Regions from separate parts of the Homo sapiens genome. Here all the other regions are linked to region 1. Evidence: chromatin contacts called from ENCODE Hi-C or POLR2A ChIA-PET data. All regions are on one chromosome and are shown on one strand. Each heading gives the region's core, a stretch centred on a gene start or an enhancer-like site at or near the end of the contact. The rest is flanking DNA. Distances are from core to core; before and after follow the strand shown. Region 1 holds the start of RILPL2 (Rab interacting lysosomal protein like 2). Region 2 holds the start of HCAR1 (hydroxycarboxylic acid receptor 1). Region 3 holds the start of HIP1R (huntingtin interacting protein 1 related). Region 4 overlaps VPS37B (VPS37B subunit of ESCRT-I).

What was found. A loop is a pair of places that touch in the nucleus more often than their neighbours do. ChIA-PET counts read pairs that join two places held with the same protein, here RNA polymerase II (POLR2A). Pooled maps may share reads with other maps.
Region 2: a loop to region 1 is called in a pooled map, with 5 times the contacts of the local background. The contact joins the promoter of HCAR1 here to the promoter of RILPL2 in region 1. A Hi-C loop is called at or near these places in 4 of 37 single-sample maps with no recorded cell type and 7 of 50 pooled maps.
Region 3: a pooled map shows a loop between it and region 1 (3-fold over the local background). The contact joins the promoter of HIP1R here to the promoter of RILPL2 in region 1. A Hi-C loop is called at or near these places in 1 of 168 maps with a recorded cell type or tissue (B cell) and 4 of 50 pooled maps. POLR2A ChIA-PET finds 5 or more read pairs at or near these places in 1 of 52 experiments (Panc1).
Region 4: a pooled map shows a loop between it and region 1 (2.7-fold over the local background). The contact joins the enhancer-like site here to the promoter of RILPL2 in region 1. A Hi-C loop is called at or near these places in 6 of 37 single-sample maps with no recorded cell type and 9 of 50 pooled maps. POLR2A ChIA-PET finds 5 or more read pairs at or near these places in 1 of 52 experiments (GM10248).

What each region holds. Positions count from the first base shown.
Region 1 is chr12:123,433,697-123,441,021 of GRCh38, forward strand. RILPL2 (Rab interacting lysosomal protein like 2) reads right to left here and starts at 2,988. Exons shown (of 4, transcript NM_145058.3): 1 at 2,386-2,988. The coding sequence starts at 2,724. RefSeq lists an enhancer at 1,964-2,893 and a silencer at 2,735-2,994.
Region 2 is chr12:122,726,662-122,733,986 of GRCh38, forward strand. HCAR1 (hydroxycarboxylic acid receptor 1) reads right to left here and starts at 4,183. Exons shown (of 1, transcript NM_032554.4): 1 at 1-4,183. The coding sequence starts at 3,678. The coding sequence ends at 2,638. RefSeq lists an enhancer at 2,945-3,612.
Region 3 is chr12:122,832,794-122,840,118 of GRCh38, forward strand. It overlaps HIP1R (huntingtin interacting protein 1 related), which reads left to right and starts at 2,664. Exons shown (of 32, transcript NM_003959.3): 1 at 2,664-2,850. The coding sequence starts at 2,758. It overlaps LOC124903040 (a long non-coding RNA gene), which reads right to left and starts at 2,440. Exons shown (of 2, transcript XR_007063501.1): 1 at 2,381-2,440; 2 at 1,762-2,045. RefSeq lists an enhancer at 2,266-2,315 and silencers at 2,566-2,805, 2,976-3,175.
Region 4 is chr12:122,876,999-122,884,323 of GRCh38, forward strand. The region is part of intron 1 of VPS37B (VPS37B subunit of ESCRT-I); the gene reads right to left. Among named protein-coding and RNA genes, the nearest start is that of VPS37B, 15 kb to the right of the region's middle. Within about 2 kb of position 3,953, at least 8 of the 41 ENCODE cell types and tissues checked have a DNase peak (open chromatin) inside an H3K27ac peak, as active enhancers do.

The sequences.
Region 1 (7,325 bases), core at 1,738-4,237:
CCACCGCGCCTGGCCTGGTTTGTATACTTGTATTCTGGTTCTAGGACTGTGTGTCTGACCTCTCCCACTAGATGTGAGCTTCTTGAGGGCAGGGACCTTGTCTACGTTATCTCCATAGCCCCAGAGCCTAGCATCAGTCACTGCAGTCACTCATCAAATGTTAGTACAAGTAAGGTCAAATGTCTGTATTTTAGGATGGAGTATTTAGGACTAGCATCTCTGAATTAAGATCCTGACTTCACCTCTTAACTTGCCGTGAAGTCCTTAGGTAAATTACTTAACTGTTCTGTGCCTCAGTTTTGTAAAACAATAATAGTCTGAGGATTAAAAAAGACATCGTCCACTTACAGCAGCTTTTTTGTTTTTCTTTTTTAACTGTGGCTGGAGACCTGCTAGTAGGTCATAAAATTAATGAGTTTCGACAAGAATTTTAAAAACTAGGCTGGGCATGGTGGCTCAGGCCTGTAATCCCAGCACTTTGGGAGGCTGAGGTGGGCGTATCACTTAAGCCCAGGAGTTCGAGACCAGCCTGGGCAACATGGTGAGACCCCCATCTCTACAAAAATACAAAAATTAGCCAGGTGGTTGGTGTGTGCCTGTAGTCCTAGCTACTGGAGAGGCTGAAGTGGGAGGACTGCTTGAGCCCAGGAGTTTGAGGCCTCAGTGAGCTGTGATCACACCATGGTATTCCAGCCTGGATGACAGAGAAAGCTGTCCCCGCAAAAAAGACTTTTTTTTTTTTTTTGAGACAAAATCTCGCTCTGTCACCCAACCTGGAGTGCAGTGGCGCGATCTCGGCTCACTGCAACCTCTGCCTTCCGGTTTCAAGCAATTCTCCGGCCTCAGCCTCCCGAGTAGCTGGGATTACAGGCACCCGCCACCACGCCCGGCTAATTTTTTTCTGTAGTTTTAGTAGAGATAGAGTTTCACCATGTTGGCCAGGCTGGTCTCAAATTCCTGACCTTGTGATCTGCCCGCCTTGGCCTCCCAAAGTGCTGGGATTACAGGCGTGAGTCACAGCACCCAGCCAGATGATTTTTAACATATGTGTAGATCCCTATATCCATACCCTGATTAAGATATGGGACACTTCTAGCTCTCTATCAATTTCCCTTCTTTTCCCCCCACCACCAGTTTGCCTTCTATAACTATAAATTATTTTGCCTGTTCATGAATTTTATTTAAATGTACAGTAGGGCTGGGTGCTGTGGCTCAGGCCTGTAATCCCAGCACTTTGGAAGGCTGAGGTGGGTGGGTCACTTGAGGCCAGGAGTTTGAGACCAGCCTGGCCAACATGGTGAAACCCCGTCTCTACCAAAAAAGAAAAAAAAAAAATAGCCACGCGTGGTGGCACACGCTTGCAATCCCAGCTGCTCAGGAGGCTGAGGCAGGAGAATCGCTTGAATCCAGGAGGTGGAGGTTGCAGTGAGTCGAGGTCACGCCACTGCACTACAGTCTGAGCAACAGAGCAAGATTCTGACTCAAAAAAAAAAAAAATCTACAGTAGTTTCTCTTTAGTGCCTGGCTTCTTTCTCTCAATGTTACATCTGTGAGATTCATTCACACTGCTGTGTGTATCAGCACCCCGTTCTTTTTCTCTGTTGCATAGTATTCCATATATCACAATTTCAAAACTCAATTGGGTTGCATTTAGAGTGTTTCCAGTTTGGCAGCTGAGACTAAAGCTGCTCTGAATCTTCTTGTCTATGTCTTTTTGTGGTCATATGCACTAATTTCTCTTTAGGTAAAATGTGTTTCTTGTCCAAGTGTGGTGGCTCACATCCACAAGCCCAGCACTTTGGGAGGCCAAGGTGGGAGGATTCCTTGAGCTTAGGAGTTTGAGACCAGCCTGGGTAACGGTGAGACCCCCATCTCTACAAAACATCAAAAAAGTTAGCCAGGCATGGTGGCACATGCCTGTACTCCCAGCTACTTGGAAGGGCAAGGCAGGAGAATTGCTTGAGCCTAGGAGGCCAAGGCTGTAGTGAGCCGTGTTTGCACCACTGCACTCTAGCCTGGGAGATAGAGCAGGACCCTGTGTCAAAAGAAAAAAAAAGTGTTTCTTGCTCTAGGTCAAAGGTTCTCAAACTGTGGACCCTGGGCCAATAGCATCAGCATTAACTGCGAACTCGTTAGAAATACAGATTCTGGCCAGGCAGGGTGGCTCACACCTGTAAACCCAGCACTCTAGGAGGCTGAGGCTGGGGGATCACTTGGAGCCAGGAGTTTGAGACCAGCCTGGGCAACACAGCGAGATCCCATCTCTTAAAAAAAGAAAAAAGAGAAAAGAGAAGAGAAAAGAAAAGGAAGGCGTCTCCCTGCCAGTAGGTGCCCTCCTACGCCCCGCAGGCGCCGTGGGCCCGGAACCCTCGCTCCCACACTCACCTCCCCGCTGGCCGGAGGGCTCTGTCTCCGCAGCCCCTCCACCTCCTTCCTGAGGTGGTCCCTCTCCATCTTCAGCTCCTCCAGCGCCAGGCTGCCCTCATTCACCAGCGCCTCCAGCATCTCCAGGACGCGGACGACTTTGAACTGCAGCTGCGTCACCCGGGGGTCGCTGCCCAGGGCCATAAGCTCGCGGCCCAACAGGTAGGAGATGTCATACACGTCCTCGGCGGTCAGCTGGAAGGGGCTCTTGCCCAGCGCCCCCTCGGGCCCAACCTCGTCCCTCTCCTCGTCCTCCTCTCCCTCCTCCTCTTCCTCTTCTCGCACAGGGGGCTCCTCCATGGCCACCCAGACCCCCGCCGACCTCGGAGCTGCTGTCTTGGAGTCTCCCAAAGGTTAGACTTCCTCCCGGCACCCAAAACTTTCCGCTGGGCAGAGTCCCTACCTGCCCAATCAGCGCGGCCCGGGGGTGGGCCCGGGGGGATGGTGCAAGGGGCCGCGCACGCGACTCTTGGGCCTGCGCCCCGGCGCACCGTCCCCGCTGCCAGCCACGCTGGAGAGTGCGCTCCAGGATGTGGTTTGGGGCGCGAAGGGACAACGGAAAAGGAGGCAGCCGAGAAGAGGAACGGGGAAGTTCAGGGGTGACGGCAATCGCCCCAGCCTGGGAACAGTTGCAGCCCCGGGGAGGAGCCGCCCTGAGCCCCGCCCCTGGCGACCGCTGCCAGGAGGTGCGTTTCCGTGGAGACGGAGTTTCCACCGTGCAATCCAGAGCGGGGTAAAAAGAACGCAACTTTTTCCTTTCCACCCTCGTGCTTTCCAGCCGTAGAATTTGCATCGTAGGTGATGGAAGATCCGGGTGTCTCTTTGAGGGTGTTTTCTGGAGCCTGCGGCCAAACAGAAAGCAGCTGCTGGGGGCAGCGCGACAGAGTCCCCGAGGCTTGAGGATCTGGAAAACTCCCAGGCAAATTGTCACTAGGGCCTGGGGCGTCCGACTTCGCTGTGACTCTCAATAAAATGGAGAATGTCTGCCCTGCTCACTTCGCTGGGTCCTCGGCTCCTCCACGTAACCAGCGCTGTCACCTTGGCAAGTTACTTAACGTCTCCGAGCCTCAGTCTCCTCCTCTGTAAAATGGGGACAATAGCGGGACCCAGGTGGCAGGGTTGCTGCGAGGAACATGAGCTTATGAGATCATGTGTGCGACACCTCAAGCACTTAGGAAGCACTCACATACGTGACTGCAATCCTTCATTCTTTCTTTCTTTCTTTCTTTCTTTTTTTTTTTGAGACGGAGTCTCCCTGTGTCGCCCAGGCTGGAGTGCAGTGGCGCGATCTCGGCTTGCTGCAAGCTCCGCCTCCCAGGTTCACGCCATTCTCCTGCCTCAGCCTCCCGAGTAGCTGGGACTACAGGCACGCGCCACCACGCCCGGCTAATTTTTTTGTATTTTTAGTAGAGACGGGGTTTCACCATGTTCGCCAGGATGGTCTCGATCTCCTGACCTCGTGATCCACCTGCCTCGGCCTCCCAAAGTGCTGGGATTACAGGCGTGAGCCACCGCGCCCGGCCCCTTCATTCTTTCTTCCACAGCGCTAGGGAGGAATTGCTGGTGTTGGAGACACCTTGCTACTTGGGTGAGAGAAGGAGGAGTAATTAACAAGAGAGAAACCCCTGTCTGAAAATCACAAAGCATTCGACACATATGCGGAATCCATATTACTGAGAATATTAGCAGAGTGGCGTAGAAACTTGAGTCATTCGCTGTGGCTCATGCCTTAATCTCAACACTTCAGGAGGCTGACGCAGGAGGATTGCTTGAGCCCAGGAATTTGAGACTAGCTTGGGCATCATAGTGAGACCCTGTCTCTACAAAAAGTAAACAAAAGTAGCTGGACACAGTGGTTCATGCCTGTAGTGGCAGGTACTCGGGAGGCTGAGGTGGGAGGACCACTTGAGCCCGGGATGTTGAGGCTGCAGTGAGCCAAGATCTCACCACAGAGTGGTGCCTGTGACAGAGTGGGACCATGGTGACAGAGTAAGATCATGTCTCAAAAAAAAAGGCACAACAAATCTCAAGTTATTTTAGGTTTCACTGGAGGTTTGTGATAGTCTCAGGCAGAAAGCTCAGCAACGGGGCTTGTCTTTCCCAGGAATGTATTGGCAGCTTTCCTTGTGATAGGTGTATCCATTTTCTCCACACTGAGGTACTAGAATCTCAATGGAGAATGTACATAGATTAAACCAACCAACAAAAGCAAAGCAAATTAACAAAACACACTATTTTCAGAGGGTCGTTTCTTTTTATTTTATTTTATTTTATTTTATTTATTTGTTTATTTATTTATTTAGAGACAGAATCTTGCTCTGTTGCCCAGGCTGGAGCTCAGTGGCATGATCTCGGCTCACCGCAACCTCCGCCTCCCTGGTTAAAGCAATTCTTCTACCTCAGCCTCCCCAGTAGCTGGGACCACAGGCGCATGCCGCCCCGCCTGGCTAATTTTTTGTATTTTAGTAGAGATGGGGTTTCACTGTGCTGCCCAGGCTGGTCGCGAACTCCTGAGCTCGGGCAATCCTCCCACCTGGGCCTCCCAAAGTGCTAGGATTACGGGCGTAAGCCACCCTGCCTGGCCTATTTTACTTTTATAAAATAAAAAAGTCAGGCCGAGATGGGCGGATCACGAGGTCAGGAGACCGAGACCATCCTGGCTAACACGGTGAAACCCTGTCTCTACTAAAAATACAAAAAAAATTAGCCGGGTGTAGTGGCGGGCGCCTGTAGTCCCAGCTACTCGGGAGGCTGAGGCAGGAGAATGGCGTGAACCCGGGGACAGAGCTTGCAGTGAGCCGAGATCGCGCCACTGCACTCCAGCCTGGGCAACAGAGCAAGACTCGGTCTCAAAAAAAATAAATAAAAATAAATAAATAAATAAATAATAAATAATAAAAAAATAAAATAAATAAAAAAGCCTCACTCTGTTGCCTAGGTTGGAGTGCAGTGACACGATCTCGGCTCACTGCAACCTCTGCCTTCCAGGTTCAAGCGATTCTCCTGCCTCAGCAGCCCCACCCCGAGTAGCTGGGATTACAGGCACGCGCCACCATGCATGGCTAATTTTTTGTATTTTTAGTAGAGACGGGATTTTACCATGTTGCCCAGGCTGGTCTCCAACTCCTGACCTCAGGATGATCCACCTGCCTCAGCCTCCCAAAGTGCTGGGATTACAGGCATGAGCCACCATGCTTAGCCTTTCTTCTTCTTCTTTTTTTTTTTTTTTGAGATGGAGTTTTGCTCTTGTAGCCCAGGCTGGAGTGCAGTGGCATGATCTCTGCTCATTGCAACCTCTGCCTCCTGGGTTCAAGCGATTCTCCTGCCTCAGCCTTGCAAGTAGCTGGGATTATAGGCGCCCACCACCACACCCAGCTAAGTTTTGTATTTTTAGTAGAGACAGGGTTTCACCCTGTTGGCCAGGATGGTCTCCAACTCCTGACCTCAGGTGATCTGCCCGCCTCTCCCTCCCAAAGTGCTGGGATTACAGGCATGAGCCCAGCCTATTTTTTCTTAAGAGATGAGGCTTTGCTCTGTCACCCCAGCTGGAGTGCAGTGGCATGATCACAGCTCACTGCAGCCTTGAACTCCTGGGCTTAAGTGATCCTCCCACCTCAGCCTCCTGAGTAGCTGGGCCTACAGGTGCTTGCCACCATACCTGGCTAATTTTTTTTTTTTTTTTTTTTTTTTTGAGACAGAGTCTTGCTCTGTTGCCCAGGCTGGAGTGCAGTGGTGCAATCTCGGCTCACTGCAAGCTCCGCCTCCCGGGTTCATGCCATTCTCCTGCCTCAGCCTCCGAAGTAGCTGGGACTACAGGCGCCCGCCACCACGCCCGGCTAATTTTTTGTATGTTTTAGTAGAGACAGGGTTTCACCATGTTAGCCAGGATGGTCTCGATCTCCTGACCCCGTGATCCGCCTGCCTTGGCCTCCCAAAGTGCTGGGATTACAGGCATGAGCCACCGCACCCTGCCTTTCTTTCTTTTTTTTTTTTAAGAGACAAGGCCTCGTTCTGTCGCCCTGGCTGGTCTCAAAATCCTGGCCTCAAGTAATCCTCCCACTTTGGCCTCCCAAAGTGCGAGGATTACAGGAATAAGCCACTGTGCCCCGCCAGGAATGTTGTAATAATCAAAACGAAGCTCCTGGGCAAGGGCCTAGAAGTCCACAAATCACAGAGTGACAACATCTAGTGGTTAAATACTGAGATGAAATATTAGGCCTGCCATACATAAAAGAGGGTATGCCCATCCAATAGAATAGTATTCAGCCATAACAAAGAATGAAAAATAAAATAGCTCGTAAATAAATTGTTGCATATATTGGCAAATGATTTTCAATAAGGGAGCCAAGACCATTCAATGGGGCAAGGACAGTCTTTTCAACCAATGGAGTTCACCATATACAAAAAATTAACTCAAAGTGCATCTAAGGGCCATCACAGTGGCCAGGAGTTGGAGAACAGTCTGGGCAATACAGTGAGAACAATCTCTACAAAAAGTAAAAATGGAGCCAGGTGCCGTGGCTCACGCCTGTAATCCCAACACTTTGGGAGATGGAGGTGGGCAGATCACTTGAGGTCAGGAGTTCGAGACCAGCCTGGCCAACCTGGTGATGGAGAATGGAGAGTTGTCGTTTAATGGGGATAGAGTTTCAGTTTTGCAAGATCAGAAAGTTCTGGAGATTGGCTGCACGTGAGCCACTGTGCCCGGTCAAGAGATGTTAATTTTGAGGGGCCTGGTGGCTCATGCCTGTAATCCCACAGCACATTGGGAGGCTTACGCCTGATGATTATTTGAGGCCAGGAGTTCCAGACCAGCCTAGGCAACAAAGTGAGATCCCATCTCTACAAAAAAACAAAAACAAACAAACAAAAACAAAATTATCTTGGTGTGATGGTGCGTA
Region 2 (7,325 bases), core at 2,933-5,432, 710 kb before region 1:
CAAGCACTTTGGGAGGCCGAGGCAGGCGGATCACAAGTCAGGAGATCAAGACCATCCCGGCTAACACAATGAAACCCCGTCTGTACTAAAAATACAAAAAATTAGCCGGGCGTGGTGGTGGGGCGCCCGTAGTCCCAGCTACTCTGGAGGCTGAGGCAGGAGAATGGCGTGGACCCAGGAGGCAGAGCTTGCAGTGAGCTGAGATTGGGCCACTGTACTCCAGCCTGGGTGATAGAGCAAGACTCTGTCTCAAAAAAAAAAAAAAAAATATATATATATATAGATAGATAGATATCTATATATCTCTATATATATCTATATATATGCCAGGCTGGGAGCAGTGGCTCATGCTGGCAATCGCAATACTTTGGGAGGCCAAGGTGGGAGGATTGCTGGAGGCCAGGAGTTTGAGACCAGCTTGGGCAACACAGTGAGTGAGACCTCGTCTCTATAAAAAAAATTTAAAAATTAGCTGAGTGTGGTGGCTTATGCCTGTACTCCCAGCTATTCAGGAGGCTGAGGTGGGAGGAACACTTGAGCCCAGGAGTTTGAGGCTGCAGTGAGCTATGATCATGCCACTCACTGCACTCCAGCCTGGGCAACAGAGCAAGATTCAGTGTCTAAAAACACAAGCTGCCCTAAGATCACAGGCCTAGTAAATGCTTGAGCTGAGATTCAAACTTCGATGCTTCTAATGCTCTATAGCTCGTACTTTTCATCACTAGGCTGCACAGTGCCTCTGAAAAAAGGAATAATAGGGACAGCCTAGAGGGGTGTTTTGAGGCCAAAGAACTAGAAGTTGGCAAAGTTCTTTTTTTTTTTTGAGACGGCGTTTCACTCCTGTGGCCCAGTCTGGAGTGCAATGGCACGATGTCACCTCACCGCAACCTCCACCTCCTCGGTTCAAGTGATTCTCCTGCCTCAGCCTCCCGAATAGCTGGGATTATAGGCATGCGCCACCACACCAGGCTAATTTTGAATTTTTAGTAGAGACGAGGTTTCTCCATGTTGGTCAGGCTGGTCTAGAACTCCTGACCTCAGGTGATCCGCCTCAGTCTCCCAAAGTGCTGGGATCACAAGCGTGAGCCACCATGCCCAACCCCCAGAAGTTGGCAAGGTTCTTAAGTGGGTAGAGTATCCTGGGCATTTGAGAGAGTATAAATTAAGGAGTTGAGAACCATGTTCACCACTTTGTAGCTTGAGAAAGGAGCTAGAGTTGGCCTGGAATGTTTCCCCCTAATTCAGGGCAGGGGCAGCTTGTCATTTCGTAGAGTCCTCTGTTTCGAGGGGTCCAGGTACACATTTGGGAAACTCATGTGTATGAGGGAGTCTTGCAATAAGAGGACAAAACTGATGTTCACACAGAATCGGTCTAGAAACTGTATTCCGTGAAAGGATGAAAGCTCTTAACTTCTCTGTCCCCACCCCCCCAAAAAACTTTACTGTCACATAAGAGTTGACTAATGACCCTCCACTAAAAATTACACAGTATACTGCCTGCCACCAAATACGAATTCAGTAAATACTTGGAAAATAAGTGAATAATTTCAATTCACAGTCACATGACAAGTTGTCAAAAGCAATTATAAAAGCAATTGTATTGGACTCAGCACATCCCACTGGAGAAGCCAGGGCAAGGAAACAGATCCCTCAGCACCTTCTTTGAAATACAAAGATTTGAAGAAGGTCAGAGCAGATTGTTTTGTTGTTGTTCTTCTTGGGCTACCAGGAAGTCACAATGATGACAGACGTACAGATGTACATTTGGACAAAATGTACAGATGTACAAAGAAATGTAAAGATGAAAATTGATAGATCAATAGATCCCAATCTAAAGAGCCTCATTCGGCCTGAAATAAAGCATTGATTGACTGAGCCCGGTTTCTGTTTTCTGAGATAAGGAATGATTTAAGGTCAGAGGATAGGAAATGCTGCTAACTGCCCCATAGCCCCTAAGAGAGTGAACATGCCCCATTCAAACACATATACCCATTTACTTAGCCATTTAAAATGACACAGGGGAGGCCAGGCACGGTGGCTCACGCCTGTGATCCCACCACTTTGGGAGGCCAAGGCAGGCGGATCACCTGAGGTCAGGAGCTCGAGACCAGCCTGGCCAACATGGCAAAACCCTGTCTCTACTAAAAATACAAAAATTAGCCGGGTGTGTTGGCTGGCGCCTCTAATCCCAGCTACTCGGGAGGCTGAGGCAGGAGAATTGCTTGAACCCGGGAGGCAGAGGTTGCAGTGAGCCGAGACTGTGCCACTGCACTCCAGCCTGGGACACAGAGTGAGACTCTGTCTCAAAACAAAAACAAACAACGAAAATTACACAAGGGCTGTGCAGTTCCTAGCCCCCCTCCCAACACACACATGCTCCACTCCATGCACATTCTGTCCCCTGCCATTGTGATCAGATAAGAAAATGCAGCCAACTCACTTCAATCAACTGGAACCTCCCCAAAAGGTATAGTTGTGTGAATTTCATTTCCGACAGAATGAGAAGGATGCAGTTCATGTGCGAGAAGCCGTCTTGCAATAAGAAAGGGGGGTGGCATTTTCAAAGCCCCCGACCCCTTAGCACGAGTTAATTCTAAGTCACCACTCTATCTTCCTCAGTGTTGTTGGTCTGCTTGTTCAGTGCCACTCAACAATGTGGGGATCCCATTGCCCATCAGACTGGCTTTGGAAACTATTTGCCACACTGATGCAACTCCTGCGACCGAGGTTCGAAATTGGCATCTCTTCCGGCCTTTGTGTTTTTGAGTGTCCTGGCTGCTTGGGTTTCAGACTGCAGATTTTGAGCTTGTTGTAGAATTTGGGAAAGGAGGGGCTTGAAAAATAATACACCAGGGGATCCAGCATGCTGTTCATGTAGGTGAAGCTGAGGGTTATGTGCAGGGCCCCATGGACAGAGGGATCGCAGGCACTCGAGGGCACCGTCCAGAGGAAATAGAGTCTAGCAGACACGCTGGGCAGGTAGCATGTGATGAACACAATTGCCACCACCATGATGAACCGGGTCGCCTTCTTCATCCGAGCCTGTCTGGCCAGCTGCTGCCTCCGCCTCAGGCTCCAAACAATCTTGAAGGAGCAAAATAAGATGATGCCGAGGGGCATAAAGAACTCCAGCTGGAACATGATGTCATGCCAGCCATTGGCCGACTCCATGATGAAGCTCTCACAGGAGACGGCCGTCTCTTGCACGCAGAGATGGTTCTCCAGCAAAAGATACACTGTTCCCAGGATGACCAGGGCCCACAGGGTGCAGACGATGCCAGCCGCCACCCGGGTGGAGATAGTGTTCACCGCGTGGTGGGGGTGGACCACTTTGAAATACCTGTCCGCAGCCACCACCGTAAGGAACACGATGCTCCCGGCCCTGTTCATGGCCAACGTGAAGAGCCCCACTCGGCAGGGAATGTCCCCAAAAGCCCAGTGTCTACGTCTGAGGTAATAGTCTGTCCGAAAAGGCAGGCAGATCATAAGGAGGAAATCAGCCACGGCCAAATTGAAAAGGTAAACAGTGCTGGGCTTCCAGGTCTTCATGTGGAAGCAGAAACCACACAGGGCGACCCCATTGCCTAGTGCGCCCAGCACAAAGGCCACAATGAGCAGCGGCGGCATCACCTGGGAGATGGTGTCCCCCTCGATGCGGCAGCACGACCCGTTGTACATGGCGGGGACAGAGCAAGTGTCCGGGTGCAGAGCAGCCCAGGGAGTCCCCACAATGGCACAGATGCTTATCTGAGCGTTAGCACTCACCCAGCTGCTGCGTGTCTGACTTCATCACCCAGGATGCGGGTCCTGTGTGTGTGGGTTGGATGCTGCCACAGCAGCGAGAAGAGAAACTTCAGCCAGGAAATGAGAGACCCAGGGAGGTCCTTTCTCTGGAGCCCGTCTCACAAGCCGCCTGCCTCTGGGAGAGGCCAAGCCTGGAGCCGGATGAAGCTTGGAAATGCATGCAATTTTGCAAAAGTGGTCATTTCTGAGAGGCGGTAGGGTGGGGGGGTCCGATGAGATTGATGCCGTAGAGGAGCGATTGGGTCCAGCGCCAGAGTAATTTTCATTTTCAGCTTCGCTGTTCCTCCTCGGACTCCGTGCTGGAGAGCACACAAAGCTGCCCAGAAGGCAAGAAGAAAGCTTGTTTGTCCTCCCTCCTGGTGGAGAAATCCAAACATTTCCTGGAGTGGTTCTGGGCTCCTGCCTTTGCTTTCCTCCCGTAACCTTTGCCTGACTGCCTTGTCCTCTCCCTCATCCCACGGGGCACTCCCATGCGGTGCCAGAGAGGGGAGGCTTTGCTCTGCAGCTCCTCCGGGCCATTTCCTGTGCCGAAAAATACCGCGCTCAAAAATTGGAGGAGTCTGCGGAGAGAAAAGTTCTAATCACGATACTTGATGGATGTTAGAAAAATTCTTTGACGGGAGTCACCTTTCCCCCGCTCTATTCCCACCTCCCTGCCCTTTACATCCTTCCGTGAACCAAAGTGGCCAGTTGCACAACCACCAAGACCATGAAATAGATCTGAAGCCCACTTCTCATATGTCTGTCTCCACAAAACGGCCTCTTTGGGAGCCGGTTTCCCCCTCTGCTGGGAAGCAGAGCCTAGAACTTTTACAAAGATTTGGCCCTGAGTTTCCATTGGCTGTTGAATGAGCCAAACACCATGAGATGTACGTTTTTAATTTCAATTATGTGCTGAGCCCATCAATTAAAACTGCCCCCTGGGGGCGGAAGAGGATTGGAGGAGTTGATTAAGGAGTCCATCTCTAAAGCAATCATGAGTAACATTAGACTGCACAAAAAATTGGAGTCTTTGCTAAAATTTCCTGTCCTTTGGCTTTAAGGATTATTAATCTGCCCTGTGCCTTTCAGCTTCCAGTTTAGAAAATGGGGTGGAGGCCGGGCGCGGTGGCTCACGCTTGTAATCCAAGCACTTTGGTAGGCCCAGGCGGGCGGATCACCAGGTCAGGAGATGGAGACCATCCTGGCTAACACGGTAAAACCCCGTCTCTACTAAAAATACAAAAAAATGAGCCAGGCGTGGTGGCGGGCGCCTGTAGTCCCAGCTACTCGGGAGGCTGAGGCAGGAGAATGGCGTGAACCCGGGAGGCAGAGCTTGCAGGGAGCCAAGATTGCGCCACTGCACTCCAGTCTGGGTGACAGAACCAGACTCCGTCTAAAACAAACAAACAAACAAACAAACAAAACAACAAGAAAAAGAAAAAGAAAAAAGAAAGAAAGAAGAAAATGGGGTGGAGGCCAGTCGCGGTGGCTCACATCTATAATCCCAGCACTTTGGGAGGCCGAGGCAGGTGGATGACTTGAGGTCAGGAGTACAAGACCAGCCTTGCCAACATGGTGAAACCCCATCTCTACTAAAAATATACAAAAATCAGTCAGGTGTTGTGGCATGTGTCTGTAATCCCAGTTACTCAGGAGGCTGAGGCAGGAGAATCACTTGAACCCGGGAGGTGGAGGTTGCAGTGAGCCGAGATCGTGCCAATGAACTCCAGCCTGGGTGACAGAAAGAAACTCTGTCTCAAAAAAAAAAAATGGGGCGGAAAAGAGGGGGTGCATTGAAAGAATGTGTCTGTCTTCTAGATGCACACTGAAGCTAAATTCTTCCCACTGGATGCTGGACTCCAAATCTGTCCACCCACATTCTCCCCTGCCTCGCCCTAGCACAGACCGCAGTCACTTCCCACCTGAACTGTTGAAACAGTTTCCTAACTGGTTTCCCTTCCTCTCATCTATTTCCTGTAAGTCATCTTCTACACAATAATCTGATTTTTCTGAAGCACAGATATTATCATATACCTTTTTTCACTTAAAAATCTTCACTAGCTCCCTTCAATCTGCCAAGGGGCTAGAATGATGGCCTGTGGACCATATCTGGTTTAAAAACCAGCCTGGCTTGGCCGATATGTTTTTAAAACCTGGTGCAGTCCTATAAAAACCTGGATTTCTGTTGTCTCTTAGAACACTGGAAGATCTGGCCACACTGGACCGACACTCCCACATGGAAACAATCAGCTGGAGCTTAGAGTAGATGGAGTAGAGACAGAGAATGAGCCCCTGTAGACAGAGAATGAGCTTTACTGTTTGCCACAGTCCCCACCACTCCCTATTGCCTTACACCTGGTTGGCTTTCCTCATTGGCAAGCCTAGTCTCTGTGGGATTTTGAGTTTGTCACCTCTTGCTCTAGGTTGAAGGTCACATTCCTTGGATTGACGTACAAGGTCCTTCACAGTTGGTTCCCAACCTACCTTTCCAGTATGATTTTCCTGCCACTTTCCTCCTTCCACCCTACTCGCTAGTCTCATAACCTCTAATAAATAAAAACGTGTTCGTCAAACGTCTATATCTAGTTCCCCCACAAATTCAGGAGTTCTTTGAAGACAAACTTCATACTCTTGGCCTGGATGACTAACTCCTACTTTTCTCCTTCTTTCTTTCCTTCCGTCTTTCTTTCTTTCTTTCTTTCTTTTCTTTCTTTCTCTCTCTCTCTTTCTCTCTGTCTCTCTCTCTCTCCCTCTCTGCCTCCCTCCCTCTCTCTCTTTCTTTTTTTTTTGAGACAGAGTCTGGCTCTGTTGTCCAGGCTGGAGTGCAGTGGCTCTGTCTTGGCTCACTGTAGCCTCAACCTCCCAGGCTCAAGCCATCCTCTTACCTTAGCTTCCTGAGTGGCTGGGACTACAGGTGCATGCTACCATGCCCAGCTAATTTTTGTATTTTTTGTAGAGACGGGGTTTTGCCATGTTGTCCAGGTCTCAAACTCCGGGGCTCAAGTGATCCACCCACCTTGACCTCTCAAATGTGCTGACATTACAGGTGTAAGCCACCATGCCAAGCCTAACTCCTACTTTTCATGAGAGCTCATTGTAACCACTTTCACTCTGTGGGCCTTTGTGATTCTGTGATAAGGTGTTAACTAACAGGGGTAACCATGGTAGGTTGAAACACCCCAAGATGAGGTCAGAGGGGTAACCCTGAGTACTTCACATGCTTAGCCTGGATTTTTTAACAAATGGAAAATATTCTTCATTCTACATTCTCAGATACTGTCGGGATTCTTGTAAACACAAATACTTCCTTTTTTTTCCACATGACTAACACCTGCCTTTCTTTTCTAAATCCTTTGTCTTGTCAAATCACCTTCTTCTCTCTCTTTTTTTTTTTTCTTTTTGTGGCTGTAGAATTAGCTGTAAGGCAGAGGATTAAGGAAGAAAAAAATGGCATCTATTCCTCTGAAAGTCTACTGGTTTTTTTGGTTTGTATGTTTTGAGACAGAGTCTGGCTCTGTCGCTAAGGCTGGAGTGCAGTG
Region 3 (7,325 bases), core at 1,414-3,913, 600 kb before region 1:
AGAATTGCTTGAACCCGGGAGGCAGAGGTTGCAGTGAGCCAAGATCGTGCCACTGCACTCCAGCCTGGTGGCAGAGTGAGACTCCATCTCAAAAAAAAAAAAAAATTAGCTGGGCATGATAGTGCATCCCTCCAGTTCCAGCTACTTAGAAGGCTGAGGTGGGAGGATCACTTGAGCCCAGGAGGCAGAAATTGCAGTGAGCTATGATTATGCCACTGCATTCCGGCCTGGGTAACGAAGCCAGACCCTGTCTCAAAAAAAATAAATAAATAAAAATAAAGTTGTTGATGCTTTATTTTTTATTTATTTATTTTGAGAGAAGGTTTCACTCTGTTGTCTAGGCTGGAGTGCAGTGGCATGATCTCAGCTTACTGCAACCTCTGCCTTGCAGGCCTAAGTGATCCTCCCACCTCAGCCTCCTGGGTAGCTGGGACTACAGGCACGCCATCACGGCCAGCTAAGTTTTTCGTATTTTTTGGTAGAGATGGGGTTTCACCATGTTGCCCAGAATGGTTTCGAACTCCTGAGCTCAAGTGATCCACCTGCCTCAGCCTCCCAAAGTGCTCGGAATACAGGCGTGAGCCACTGTGCCGAGCCTCATCAACAACTTTAAAGAAGAATAAGTGAGATACTGTTTAACAGATGCTGAGCCTGGTGCCCGGCACAGTAATAGGCTCTGTGATTATTTAAAAAGCCAGTTGCTAATGGGAAGTCTCTGTGGCAGATGTGCTAGACCTACAGGGGCTGTTGCCTGGTTGAAAAGGGATGCTGTATATGCGTGAAGGGTCACAGGAGAACCACTTTTGTTCCGTGTGGAAAAAGGAGTGTGAGAAACAGCTGGAGTACCGCAAAAAGCCCCTTTACTGTGGTCTTTATTAGAGCACAGCTATCAACTAAGTTGACTAAGTTACATATGAAGGGTTTAGCCCAGTGCCTGCCAAATAATAAGCATTCAGTACATATCAGCTATTGTGATTCTACCGTTATTCTGATAAAGAAGCTTTTTAGTGATTGGAATTAGAGAAAACAGGATTAATTTCTCCTTTTGGTGCAGTGACAGGAGAGTCTTGGCAAATGTTATCTTTTGGGGTCAGCTCTAGCTCTTGGGCTGGAGGGTGAGGAATCAGTTAAAGAAAAGGGTCCCTGGCGGGGTGTGGTGGCTCACGCCTGTAATCCCAACACTTTGGGAGGCCGAGGCGGGCGGATCACCTGAGGTCGGGAGTTCGAGACCAGCCTGACCAACACGGAGAAACTCTGTCTCTACTAAAAATACAAAATTAGCCAGGCGTGGTGGCACATGCCTGTAATTCCAGCTATTTGGGAGGCTGAGGCAGGAGAATTGCTTGAACCCAGGAGGCGGAGGTTGCGGTGAGGTGAGATTGTGCCATTGCACTCCAGCCTAGGCAACAAGAGTGAAGCTCGGTTAAAAAAAAAGAAAAGAAAGAAAGAGAAGAAAAGAAAAGAAAGAAAGAAAGAGAAAGAAAGAAGAGAGAGAAAGAGAGAAAAGAAAGAAAAGAAGGAGGAAGGAAAGGAAAGGGAAAGGGAAAGGAAAGGAAAGGAAAGGAAAGGAAAGGGTCTCTGACCTCAGACAGGTTACAGTCTCACTAGGGAGACAAGGGTCAGGATTACGTGGGCGTCATTTTCCTCCTTACAGGCAGGCGGTGCCTCTCCCTTCAAAAGCAAGGGACCTTTATGCATGATTCCACATCTGCATTCCGATAGGAAAGGGAAACAGCAGAAACACAATACCCATCTGAGAGCTACGCTTAGAGAGGACTCTGGGCTTTTATTTATTTTTTTACTTCAGTCTTGTGACCAGTAATTTTAAGGGAAAGCCAATAATAATGTTTTTAAAAAGCCTCACGCCACCCCTGGCGGCATCTCCTCGGTGTACTTTGCTGTTCAGATCCGCCTGCCTTCTGTGCCAGCCTAACAGCGCCCGGCCTCAGCCCCCATTGTCCCTGGAGCTGGCGAGGTGTCCGGTTGCGGAGCCGGCGGCGTCTCTGGAAATGCATCCTGCATCCCCGCATGGATAACAGCTGCAGCTATGTCAGAATTGCACAAAGAGGGGAGAGTGTCATTGTGTGCCTTTTGACACATACATTAAGACCAAAAAGGAAAAAAAGCGTCTATCTGTGCTGCCACCGACCAGACTCATGGAGGCCAGATTTTCTCCAATTAACCAGATCTTGCCCTGGTGCAGACAAGACTTAGTGAGTTCGGAGGAGGGGTGGGGAGAGGGAATTGGCTGGGGTCCCTACCCTGGGTGGAAGGAGGAGGGAGGGGTTCCCCCTCCCCCTTCCCCTACCCTCCCCTCCGGGTTTAGGGAGGGGATTAGAGGTGGGGAGGAGCTGGGGGGGCGTTTGGCCTGTGCCCCAACCTTGTGAGTGAGGTGGGGGTTGGAGGTGTGCGGGGGGCGGGGCGTGTGCCGGGGTCGCCGCGGGATGGGGGGTTGGGGATGTGCGGGGAGAGGCGCGTGTCCCGAGATCGCGGGGGGTGGGGTTGGAGGTGTGCGGGTGGAGGGGCGCGCCCTGGAGTTGGGGGCGGGCGAGGCGTTTGCGGGCGCGGGGGGCGGGTTTGGAGGTGTGCGGGGGAGGGGCGTGCCCTGGAGTTGGGGGCGGGGCGAGGCGGGCTCCTCCCCGGCGGGCGGGCCCGGGCGCGGCGCGGTGGCCTCGCGGTGCCTAGGCTGGGGCTGCCGGACCGTGAGGCTGTGAGTCGCGCGGACGGAGCCGGACAAAAGCGGGCGGCGGCGGCAGGATGAACAGCATCAAGAACGTGCCGGCGCGGGTGCTGAGCCGCAGGCCGGGCCACAGCCTGGAGGCCGAGCGCGAGCAGTTCGACAAGACCCAGGCGAGCGGGCGGCGGGCGGCGGGCGGCGGGCGGCGGCGGGCGGGCGGGCAAGCGGCGTCCCTGACCCCTCACGCGCGAACGGCTGGGGCCCGGGAGGCGCCGGCCAGGGGCGGGGGACGGCGCGGGGGCAGGGCCTGTGTCCGCCCGGGCTCTCCGAGAGCTCCGCTGCCGCCCCCCGCCGGCCTCCGCGGCCCGAGCCGACCGGCGCGCAGGTGAACCGGAAGCCGCGCTCCCCGCTCCCGCCGGGCGCTCGGGCCCAGAGGCGCCGGGGCTGAGGGGGCCGGGGTCAGGGTGTGCGCGGGCCGGGAGCGCCGGAGCTGAGGCGGCGGGGGACGGAGATGGGGCCGGGGTTGGGTGTGCGCGAGCCCAGCGCGCCGGGGGTCGAGGGGGCTGGGGATCCAGGTGCTCCCGGGGCCGGCGCGGCCCGACTGGGGTCCCCGACCTTCCGTGCCGCTCCTTGCCGGCTCCTGCCCCCGTCTCCTACCCCCTGAAACCGATGCCCCCACGGGCAATTTCCTTAAAGGAAATTCCTTAAACTCCCAGCTTCCTTCTCTCGTGAGCGGTTTCCCAGGGCTGCACAGTCTCCTATTATTTGCTGGGTGAAAAGCTTCTCGTATGTCGCCAGACTTGTTTGCCCGAGCGCTGCCCACGTATAAATAGGTGCACACCCCCTCATTAAATACCGGCGCCCGACAGACAGAAACTTCCTGGGGCTCCCTTCCTGCGCCTCCCACGCTTGTAACTCTTCCAGATGATGCCTATCCTGGGAAGGCGTTAGAAATGAAATAAGGGCGCGGGTGTGCGTTTTGTACTTGTGTTTGTGCCGGGGACCCACGATGCAGACGTTGCTGCGTTTCTGGTTTCCTGTTGCTTTTTATTTTACAAACTCTTGAAGTGCTCTCAGGCTTGGGGGATGGGCGGTGGAGGGGGGCATACTTGTTTATTTGCCAAAATAAGTCAACCAAGACTGAAATGGCTGAAAAATTTTACTCTAGAGATAAAGGAAGCCAGAGGACCCCTCCCACTCCTGTCTAAAGCAGGTTGGTGACATTTGCGTTTGTGGCGGCTATTTGCAAGTTCCGTCCCACTTGTCCTTGCAGAGAGCTATGACTTCTGCGGTTGCCTTCACATCTAGTTAGCACACGCACTCTACAACAGCTTTCGTTTTGAAATGAGAGAGAACGCAGGGAGACCTTCTAACCTTTGTGCTTGGGATTGACCCAGAAAGCGATAATAAATCCTGAGGATATCAAGGCTTTAGAAATGCGAAGTGCTGGAACCCAGGTGGCTGCAAATTACCAATTTAGCCTTGTGATCTTCATCACCATCAACTGGTTCAGCCCGGATAGCCCGTCATTTTAAAAAAATTTAAAGTCACCAATACATAATTAATTGTGCCAAGAACTTGTAGATCATAGGGAGAAAACCTGAATTGGCAGACATATCTGGATGTTGTCAGAAACTTTGTTTATTCACTGAGTTTTTTCTCGTGCCTTTGAGGACGTATAAAGAGGTCTGATTGCTACATGGAGGAGATGGGATGTGAAGGACCAACTTCATTGATCTTACTCTTAAATGATAAGAAGTCAAGGGCAACCTTCCTGAGTGTCAAAGAGAGAATCTCTGATACAGGACCACACATTTTAGTGGTTGGTTTGATACACAAGAAGGTGGATTTTTTTTTTTTTTTTTTAAAGACAGAGTCTCTCTCGTTGCCCAGGCTGGAGTGCAATGGCATGATCTCAGCTCGCTGCAACCTCCGCCTCCCGGGTTCAAGTGATTCTCCTGCCTCAGCCTCCCAAGTGGCTGGGACTACAAGCGTGCGCCACCACACCTGGCTAATTTTTGTGTTTGCAGTAGAGAAGGTGTTTCACCATGTTGGACAGGCTGGTCTCGAACTCCTGACCTCAGGCGATCCACCCGCCTCACCTCGGCCTCCCGAGATGTTGGGATTACAGGCACCTCTCCGAAGGTGGATTGTTTTGTTTTGTTTTGCTCTGGTTTTTTCTCAGAGGCTAAGAGGGCCACTAACAATGAATAACTTTGTAATGGGTGAATGTCACAGGTCTTACCTATTCTAGGGCCCCATTTTCTGGAAAGTTGGAGTTTGAGTTCATTGTCTGGGTTTGCTCGTCTTCACAGTGACTTATTGAGGAATGTAAGAATGAGGTTTTGTACGTGGTTAATATTTAATTAGATCGTTCCCAGAAATAATCAGGTGAGCCGCCAGCCAGGTCCCGTGGTGGAAAAGGACCTGGAGAGCTGAGGTTGTTACTTCCATGTCTCCTTCGGGACAGAAAATAGCACATGCAGTCCAGGGACCTGGCTTCCTTTGTAATACGCTGCTTGTCTTGCATTGACCACAGCACTGTGTGCTGTGGCAGGAGCACTAGGCTGGCTTAGAATTTAAATATTCACTAGCCTGCCAGCCTCGCTTTCCTCCCCTGGGCTCCTGGGTCAGGAGGAAGATAATTGCTTTCCTGTGAGCTTTTTTGACAGGACACACCCTGTTTGCAAATATCTGTGGGGTTAGCGCTCAGGAGTGTGAAGAGAGGCGATCATGTGCCTGCTGGGAGCTGGTGCCTGTGATTGTTGCATGGTGTGTGTGTATAATCCCAGGGGAATGTCCAGAAAACCAGTGTATGCTTTTCTTCCCTATGACTTTAGTCCCTTTGGTTAAAAAAAAAAAAAATCCTTTTCAAAATGGAGGTGACAAACTTTTATTGTCTTGTTGCTGTTTTCTGAATACAGAATACTACAAAATACAGCATGCCTGTATTTGGAACCTGAACACTGCCTGTACCATTTAAAAAGAGGGTGTGGTATCATAAAGGCACTAGTAGGTAGATAGACCTAGGCTCTAGCCTGTGTCCCTGGCAAGTTGCTTAACTTGTAAATCTATGTCCTTGTCTGAAAAAAAAACCATACAGATCGTTCCAGCTATCGTATAGGGCTGTTGTAAGGTGTAAGAGAGAGACCGTGTGGCAGCTAGAACCTGTGACTACGTTAATGACTTAGTAAGGCGTTGCAGGTGGAATTAGAGTTTTTCATCAGCTGAGATGGTCCTTGAGATGGGGCGATTCTCCTGGGCTACCAGGTGGGCTCAGTGTAATCACAAAGGTCTTTAAATGTGGACAAGGGAGGCAGGAGAGGAGGTCGGACTGAGTCCATGTGAGAAAGACTCACTGCCTGCTGCTGGGGAGGAGCCACTAGCCAAGGAGTATGGGCATCCTCCACAGCCTGGAAAAGGCGAGGAAATGGATTCTTCCCTAGAGCCTCCAGGAGGAAACACAGCCTTTCTGACACTTTGCTTTTAGTCCTGTGAGACCTGTTTTAGACTTCCGACCTCCAGAACTGCGAGTTTGTGTGATTTGTTATGGCAGCCATAAGGAACTAATACATCCAGTATGTAAACATGAAAGAGCACCTAGGGCATAGAAGGGCCTCAGCAGATACTTGGCCCAACCGTCTTTCTCCCTTCCCTTCCTCGGCTGAAAAGTTTAACATCTAGAGAAGAAAGCATCTTTGAAGCATATCATGAAGAAGGACTCAGTTAGGAGTACTGGAAATGCTAATGGTGAGTCCTGCCTTTTCCTGATCTGTGAACCTTTCTGCTTCACTGGGCCTCAGTTTCCACTGCAGGCCCACAGGATGGAGATCAAGCCCAGAAGATTCCTCTCAGGTTAGGATGAGAGAAACCCTTTACTACACTGCAAGGCCTCTGGCCACTGCTGAGTGAGCCAAGTCTGGCGGGTGAGCATTAACTGTAGACATGAAACTACCCAGGTGTAAGGGGTTCCTGTGGGGCAGGGACTGTCTAGGGCAGCAATATGTGGAAACAGTTCATAGGTCCAATTTTCCAGGTTGGTGACATACATGCTTAGCATCCCCCGTGAAACCAAAATCCTGTCAAGATTAACATTTATTGACAACTGAGGGCTTCTCAGCCCCGGCACACAGTAGAGCAGTGTTGTCCAGGAGGAACCAGAGGCAAGCCACGTGTGTACTTTTAGATTGTCTAGTAACTACTAGAAAAGTCAACAGAAACAGGTGCGATTAACTGTAATAGCATATTTTATTTAACCCAGTATATCCAAAAGCTAGCCCTTTCAACATGTAATTGCCACAAAAATTATGAATAGGAGAATTTACATTCTTTTTCTCCTACTAAATCTTTGAAATAGGTATGCACTGGACACTCACAGCTGATCTCAGTCTGGACTCACCACCTTTCCAATACTCACAGCCCGCACCGGCCAGCGGCTACCGTGCCGGACAATGCAAGTGTTAGAATCACCTGGTGGCTTTTAGAAAAGGGCAACATTTACGTGTATAGGAGTGATTTGCCCGCAGCATGGCATGGGCGTTGAGCTCGTTGTTCCTGGGCATGCGCACTGCTGTCTCGCCCCGTGACATCCTCTGCTCGGTTCCACCCCATCAGCCCACATGGTGATGCCCTCGTGGTGATGCCCGGC
Region 4 (7,325 bases), core at 2,703-5,202, 560 kb before region 1:
GGCCAGTGTCTAGCTCCTCCACCTGTAATTATAATTGTGCCTTCCTAAACACAAAGGCAGACAAATCTGCCCACATTTCCAAGCTAAATCTTCTTCATGGAAAGATACTCATAGCAGTTCTTTTTACCCCCTTCACACTGTAATATAATACTTACAACAACTAAGTAAGTGACATGACTGAATTCGTTTAGCAAACTTGAACAAACAAATGGGAATCCTTAATAGCACCGGAAGTCCTTTAAATGCTCAAAATCCAGTGTGTACTTGGAATTTGGGCTGCGTTAGGATAAAAACAAAATATGCCCGCACCTACAGCATTCTCAGAAGGCATAGTATTTATGCAAAGTAAATAAATCACATTTTATTTAACAAGCAATCTTTATTGTCATTTTTTATTTTTTGAGACAGGGTCTTGTTCTATCACGCAGGCTGACATGCAGTGGTGCAATCATGGCTCACTGCAACCTTGACCTCCTGAGCTCAAGCGATCCTCTTGCCTCAGCCTCCCAAAGTGCTGGGATTACAGGCTTGAGCCACTGCGCCCAGCCACAAGCAAGCATCTTGTTAAACAAGCATTAGGTCCAGGAATATAAAATGTTCTTCCCACAAAGACTCTGCTCACACTGGCTCTTCAGCCTGGAACGCCCTCCTATCCAAATCTCTGCTGCAAACTCTACCCTAACCAAGGTCTTAGCAACGGAACCTTTTCTAAACCTTCCCCAGCCCCACCAACGCCACACAGAGCTAGACCCTTAGTGGTGGGCACTCCCTGAGGCCCCGCTTGATTGAGATACAATTCACACCTCATACAATCCATCTACTGAAACCATTCCACTCAAGGGTGTCTCATGTATTCGCAGAGTACACCTCTGGCTTCACTGTATTCACACTGTATTCTTCTGTGCTTGTTTGTTCATCTATTCATACATCAAAAAAAATTTTTTCAGGCATCATCACGGGCTGGCTCTGGAAGTACAGGCAATGGAGACAGAAAAGTGAACAGGAAGGTGAGGTTCCTTTCCTTAGGAGAGTGCAGCTACTAAATATGACAAACAGAATCATAAAATCTGTCCACTGCTAGACCGGGTGCGGTGGCTTACGCCTGTAATCCCAGCACTTTGGGAGGCCGAGGCAGGTGGGTCACGAGGTCAAGAGATCAAGACCACCCCGGCCAACATGGTGAAACCCCATCTCTACTAAAAATACAAAAATTAGCTGGGCAGGGTGGTGCCCGCCTGTAGTCCCAGCTACTCAGGAGGCTGAGGCAAGAGAATCGCTTGAACCCGGGAGGCAGAGGTTGCAGTGAGCCAAGATTGTGCCACTACACTCCAGCCTGGTGACAGAGGGAGACTCCGTCTCAAAAAAAAAAAAAAAAAGAAAAGAAAGAAAAACAAAACAAAACAAAAAACCTGTCCACTGCTGTGTCACGAAGGTGTTGTAAGTCTCCTGGGAGTGACAGGATGCTTGTGGTGTGCTGAATGGTGTGCCCCCCTCCCCCAAAAAGATGTGTCTACACCCTAATCTCTAGAACCTACATTTATTGGAAAAAAGGTCTTTGCAAATGTAATGAAGTATCTGGAAATGAAACAATCATCTTTAATCATCTAGGTGGCCCTAATCCAATGACAAGAGTCCTTTTTTTTTTTTTTTTTTTTTTTGAGGCAGTCTGGCTCTGTCACCCAGGTTGGAGTGCAGTGGGGCAATCTCGGCTCACTACAACCTCCGCCTCCCAGGTTCAAGCGATTCTCCTGCCTCAGATTCTCCTGCCTCAGCCTCCTGAGTAGCTGGGATTACAGGCGCATGCCACCACACCTGGCTAATTTTTGTGTTTTCAGTAGAGACGGGGTTTTACCATGTTGGCCAGGCTGGTCTCAAACTCCTGGCCTCAAGTGATCTGCCCGCCTTGGCCTCCCAAAGTGTTAGAATTACATGCGTGAGCCACCCTGCCCGGCCGACAAGAGTCCTTTTAAGAGACACATGGAGAAGACAGAGGCAGACGTGAAAGCCATGTGAAGACGGGGGCAGCATGATGTGGTCACAAGCCCAGGACGCCAGCACACATGAGAAGCTGGAAGCGGCAAAGAAGAGTCCTCCCCTAGAGCCTCCAGAGGGAACAGGGTACCCTGATTTCAGACTTCTGGCCTCCAGAGCTGTGACAGAATTAAGTTTCTGTTGTTGCAAGCTGCCCAGTTTGTGGTCATGTTACAGCAGCCACAGGACTAGTACAGTGCTGGAATCTTCCACCTGTTCTTGAAAACCACTGTCTATCCTGCTCTGTGCCCCAGCAGCCACCTGGCTGACCTATACCAACCCTTCACCCGGACACTCACCCTCAGGTTCTGGTTGGATTCAGCAATGAGGATCAACAGTAGGAGGAAGATGAAAAGGGACAGCGGAGATGGGGAGTGTTCCCCGGGTTGCCTCGCTGAGGTGCGGCTGCAGCTGGGCCAGGTCCTCCAACCCTCCCTTCCTCCAAGGCAGCCCTCTCCTCTGCCCCTCCCGCAGGCCTGGAAGTGAGAAGTGCATGGCTGTTGCTAATCCTGCATCAGGCTTTGGGGGTCTCCACGCTGCCCTCTCCTTGTGGGGAATCCCTTTATTCAACTCCTCACCAATCCCTCATGCTGACTGTGCCATGTCTTGCCAGAAGCCTGACTGAAATAGTTAGAACAGTTTACCCCATGACACAAAATGACACTTGAGCTCACATCCACTCTTTTAATGGTGACCATAAAGCCCCTTAAGAGTAGAACCATGTCTTAATCATTCCCCTGTGCCCAGAACCTAGCGCAGTACCCAGGCTAACACAGGCACATAGCTAAATACTTGCTTGATTGGGCTCGGTGGCTCACGCCTATAATCCCAGCACTTTGAGAGACCGAGGCGGGCGGATCACTTGAGGTCAGGCATTGGAGACCAGCCTGGCCAACATGGTGAAACCCCGTTTCTGCTAAAACTACAAAAATTAGCCAGGCATGGTGGTGTGCGCCTGTAGTCTCAGCTACTTGGGAGGCTGAGGCAGGCAGGAGAATCACTTGAACCCAGGAGTCAGAGGCTACAGTGAGCCGAGATCGTGCCAATGTACTCCAAAAAAAACTTGCTCAATTTTAACCATAAGAATCTTCATAATTGGGGCCTCAGGACACTATCTGTCAGTCATTGTGAAAATCCTGCTAAGCTTTTTTGAAGATTAGCCTTTTTGAATGTTCAAATTCATAAACAGTAACGTCATGGGTTGATACAACCAGCTATAAACTGGGAAACTACTTGCATTCCTAGCTTTTACTCCAGCAGTGATAACAGTTTGGCAGTGAAATGGAAAGGGGGAAAAATGAAGATGATGACACTGATGGCTGGAAAGCGAAGCTACCCATTAACTGTGGTGAAACATGAGACACAAAACACACACGGAGACACAGACACAAGCTGGCTTTGTGCGACGCTTCTCTTCACTGAAATCAGCCCTCTCCCACTTAGAAAGCATATCAGAATGTTAGAGTAGCATTACTGTCATGAGAGCCTCGAAGCCACTATATTTACACGTGTAATTTACACACCGGTGCAGTAGCTCACGCCTGTCATTCTAGCACTAAGGAAGGTAGAGGCAGGAGGATTGCTTGAGCCCAGGAGACCAAGACCAGCCTAGGCAACGGAGTGAGGCACTGATCTCCACAGAAAGGAAAAAAAAAAAACAAACACGACACACACACAGAAAAACCCTAATCCCAAGCTTCCATTTCTACAGCTCATCAGGGCCACAATGACATGCTCCAGCACAGTGGTTGGCCCATTCATCTGTTCGTTCATTCATACAAGAAATACTTGGGAAGCACCTCTGTGTGCCAGGCTCGGGGGAGACACCATCATCACAGGGAGTCTGGCTCAGAGTCTCAGTCAAGCCCATCCTCCTACGTAAGGCACTGAGCGTTGTGCACTGCCCAACTCCAGGGGGTGCCATTCACTTCGTACTGCAGCACTGCATACCCGCACAGACTGCATCTGCTCTTCCAATAAAAGGCTCAAAAGAGAAAAAGGGGAAAAATCAAAACAGATGTGATTTTAACGGTTTAAGTAAGACAAGTTACTGGTGCTGATCTGAAAACTTTGCTCTTGTCAGTATCTTCCACATTTCAACAAAATTTGCTGACATTTGTTGAGCATAGCTAGCATGTGCCACCTTCTCTTAGTTCCACTGTCTCCATTCTATCCTCTGTGACAGTGAGACAAATTTGTCCTCATTTTACTCAAGAGACAGGAAACACAATCTTAGGAAGGTTAAACGAGCTGTCAAAGTTACAACTGCTAGTAACTCCCTCCAGAGCTGCGATCTTAACTACTGTGCAGTGGCTCACGCCTGTAGCCCCAGTTACTTGGGAGGCTGAAGCAAGAGGATCACTTGAGCCTAGGAGTTCAAGGCCAGTCTAGGCAACATGGTGAGACCCTATCTCTAAAAATAAATTATGCCAGGTATGGTGGCTCATGGCTGTAAACCCAGCACTCTGGGAGGCCCAGGCAGGCAGATTGTTTAAGCCCAGGAGTTGGTTGGAGAACAGCCTGAGCAATAAAGTAAGACCCCATCTCTACAAAAAATAAAAAATGAGCCAGCCATGGCAGCATGCACCTGTGGTCCCAACTACTGGGAGGCTGAGGAAGGAGGCTTGCTTGAGCCAGGGAAGGCAAGACCGCAGTGGGCTGTAATCACACCACTACACTCCAGCAGAGGATCAAATGGAAATTTACTAGTTTACTATTTCTCTATTTTCATGTTATAACAACAATCATCTAAGGTTCATTCCTATTTATACCTTTTTTAAAAAAACCTTTTATAGAAGATACTTTCAAAAAGTAAAGGTAGAGAGATGAGTATGATGAAACTATGTATAACCGTCTCCTAGGTTCGACAATTAGCAACATTTGCCAATCTTCATCTATATTCCCGCTTTTTTTTAAAAGTAGTTTAAAGCAAACTTCGAGCATCATCATTCATGCTTAAAAATTTTATATTTCTAACAGGTAAGAACTTTTTAACCCTAGCTACAATGCCATAATCACATTTAGCAAAATTCACAATAATCCTTTAATATCATCCTCTGCATGTGTTGGCTCAATTTCTTCTATAAAAAACTTTTTGCCTCATCTATTTGACTACATGAAATACAGTTTATATAGGAAAAGCTGGATAAATGCTTGGTTCTTTTTTTTTTCTTTTTAAACCAACTTTTGGAAGACTGAGTTCATACCTGAGCAAACTCCAAAAATGACCAATAAGCTTTTTGGGAGTATCATTATGAAGTAATGAAGTTTTTATCTCTGATAAAAGGCTGTTCTGGGACACCACTGCTGCCCTGCTCTCCAGTAAAATATGTCTAAGACCAATCCTGTACATTTGCTGCCCCCAAGCTTAGCTGGCCCTTCTCAAAGGAATACTAGTTCCTTTTGGTGGGAAATTTGATTTTCACCTTTTCCTCTCCAGATAAAATTAAATTCAAAGTTATCTATAACACAAAGAAAAGGAATAAAACAAATCTTAGCTTTTGTACTATTCTACTACTAGAAATATTCTCAAATTGCATTAAGACCTTAAATGCAGCAGGCTTATGGGTTAGGTTTGATAAAGAAAGGCTGCCATACATTCAGCTAGGTTAACTGCATCTCTTTTTATTTTACTATACTTGATTTATCACACCAACTAATTTCAAGGTAAATTTCACCAAAGTAACATGCAATTTGAGTTTGAGCTTTACATTAAAGGCTAGGTTATTTAAAAGTCCAAATTCACCTTCATTCAGTAAAAAGATATTCCCAATGACAAACTAATTTCACCAGTCTCCACCTGAATTCAGGTCTTCAGGTGAAGCCTGTAACCCAAGCCTACGATGGCCCTTAGATGTGCTGTAAACACATTAATGTGGCTTAATTCAAATCTTCAGTTTTACTGAAACAAACTTAACAGTTGCGGAGTTGGACTATTAACATGTTGACAAAATTAAAAGATCTGCAAATACAGAAATATAGTTAAAGAATCGGAGAACATTATGAAACAGTCCTAAAATACGACAATCCTGGGGGTTGTGTGAAACCATCTCCAAGGCTACAGCCCACTCAGGAAGGAAACTTACCAGCTGCTTATCGAATGTTCCACCAAACAACCCACTCCACACACAGAACCTCTAACTTCCAACTATTAGATTAATAAAGATAGCTATTTTTATCGGAGACATCAAAATCCTTCTTGAGAGAAAACTTGCTTCCCTCGAAAAGGAACAGACAGTGAGATCTAGACTCAAACGATCCCCTCCATATGTAGCTGACGTGAATCTAAAAATTGGTACGTGTGAGTGCAGCTAACCACAGAAACACAAAAAGCTAGGCTCGAAAATAAATGGACTATTCCTAGGTAAGATGGAAAGTGACACACTTGACAGTTTCTAGGGCTGGCAGGCACAACTTACCAGGAGAGGGTTTGGTTTTTCCTAGAAGACATATTTTCTTTTCTTTTTTCTTTTTTTTGAGACAAGAGTCTCACTCTGTCACCAGGCTGGAGTGCAGTGGCACGATCTCAGCTCACTGCAACCTCTGCCTCCTGGGTTCAACCAGCCTCAGCCTCCCAAGTAGCTGAGACTACAGGTGTGCACCACCACATCCAGCTAATTTTTGTATTTTTAGTAGAGATGGGGTTTCACCATGTTGGCCAGGATGGTCTCGATCTCTTGACCTCGTGATCCGCCTGCCTTGGCCTCCCAAAGTGCTGGGGATTACAGGCGTGAGCCACCGTGCCTGGCCAGAAGACATATTTTCTAATACTCAGAGGAAAAACAAGCTCTCCCTTCTTCTTGGACTTATAATGTGGATAATGGTGTCAGTAATAAAGAAATATACTAACAGGTGTCAATGGTTCTGATAACTGGCATATGTTATAAAATGTCCTAACTGGCTTCAGAATAACTGGAGACCTTGGAGGAAGGAGGGCAGGAGTGAGGATCAGAAGACAAGATGGGACACCCACACAGATCACAAAGTTAACTGCCTTTGTCCTCTGGCCCTATCCTAGGCCTTCCGAATTAGAATCTCAGCAGTAAAGGCCAGGAAATGCACAGCGGAGCCCTCCACTCCACATCATCAGAACCAGTTAGGTCCCTGTAACTGAGCAGTTTGGTTAAAGCACACACTAAGCATTTTAAAAATCTGTTGTCAATGTTTCATTTAAGGTAAAGGTCTTTTCTTAAGGGAAGGGGTCCACTAGAAGTTCTTTTTCCAATAGGCCACGCCTTTTCCTGTGGGGTGGGAACTGGACACCGGATAAGCAATCAGGGCAGAGTCCGAGTCCT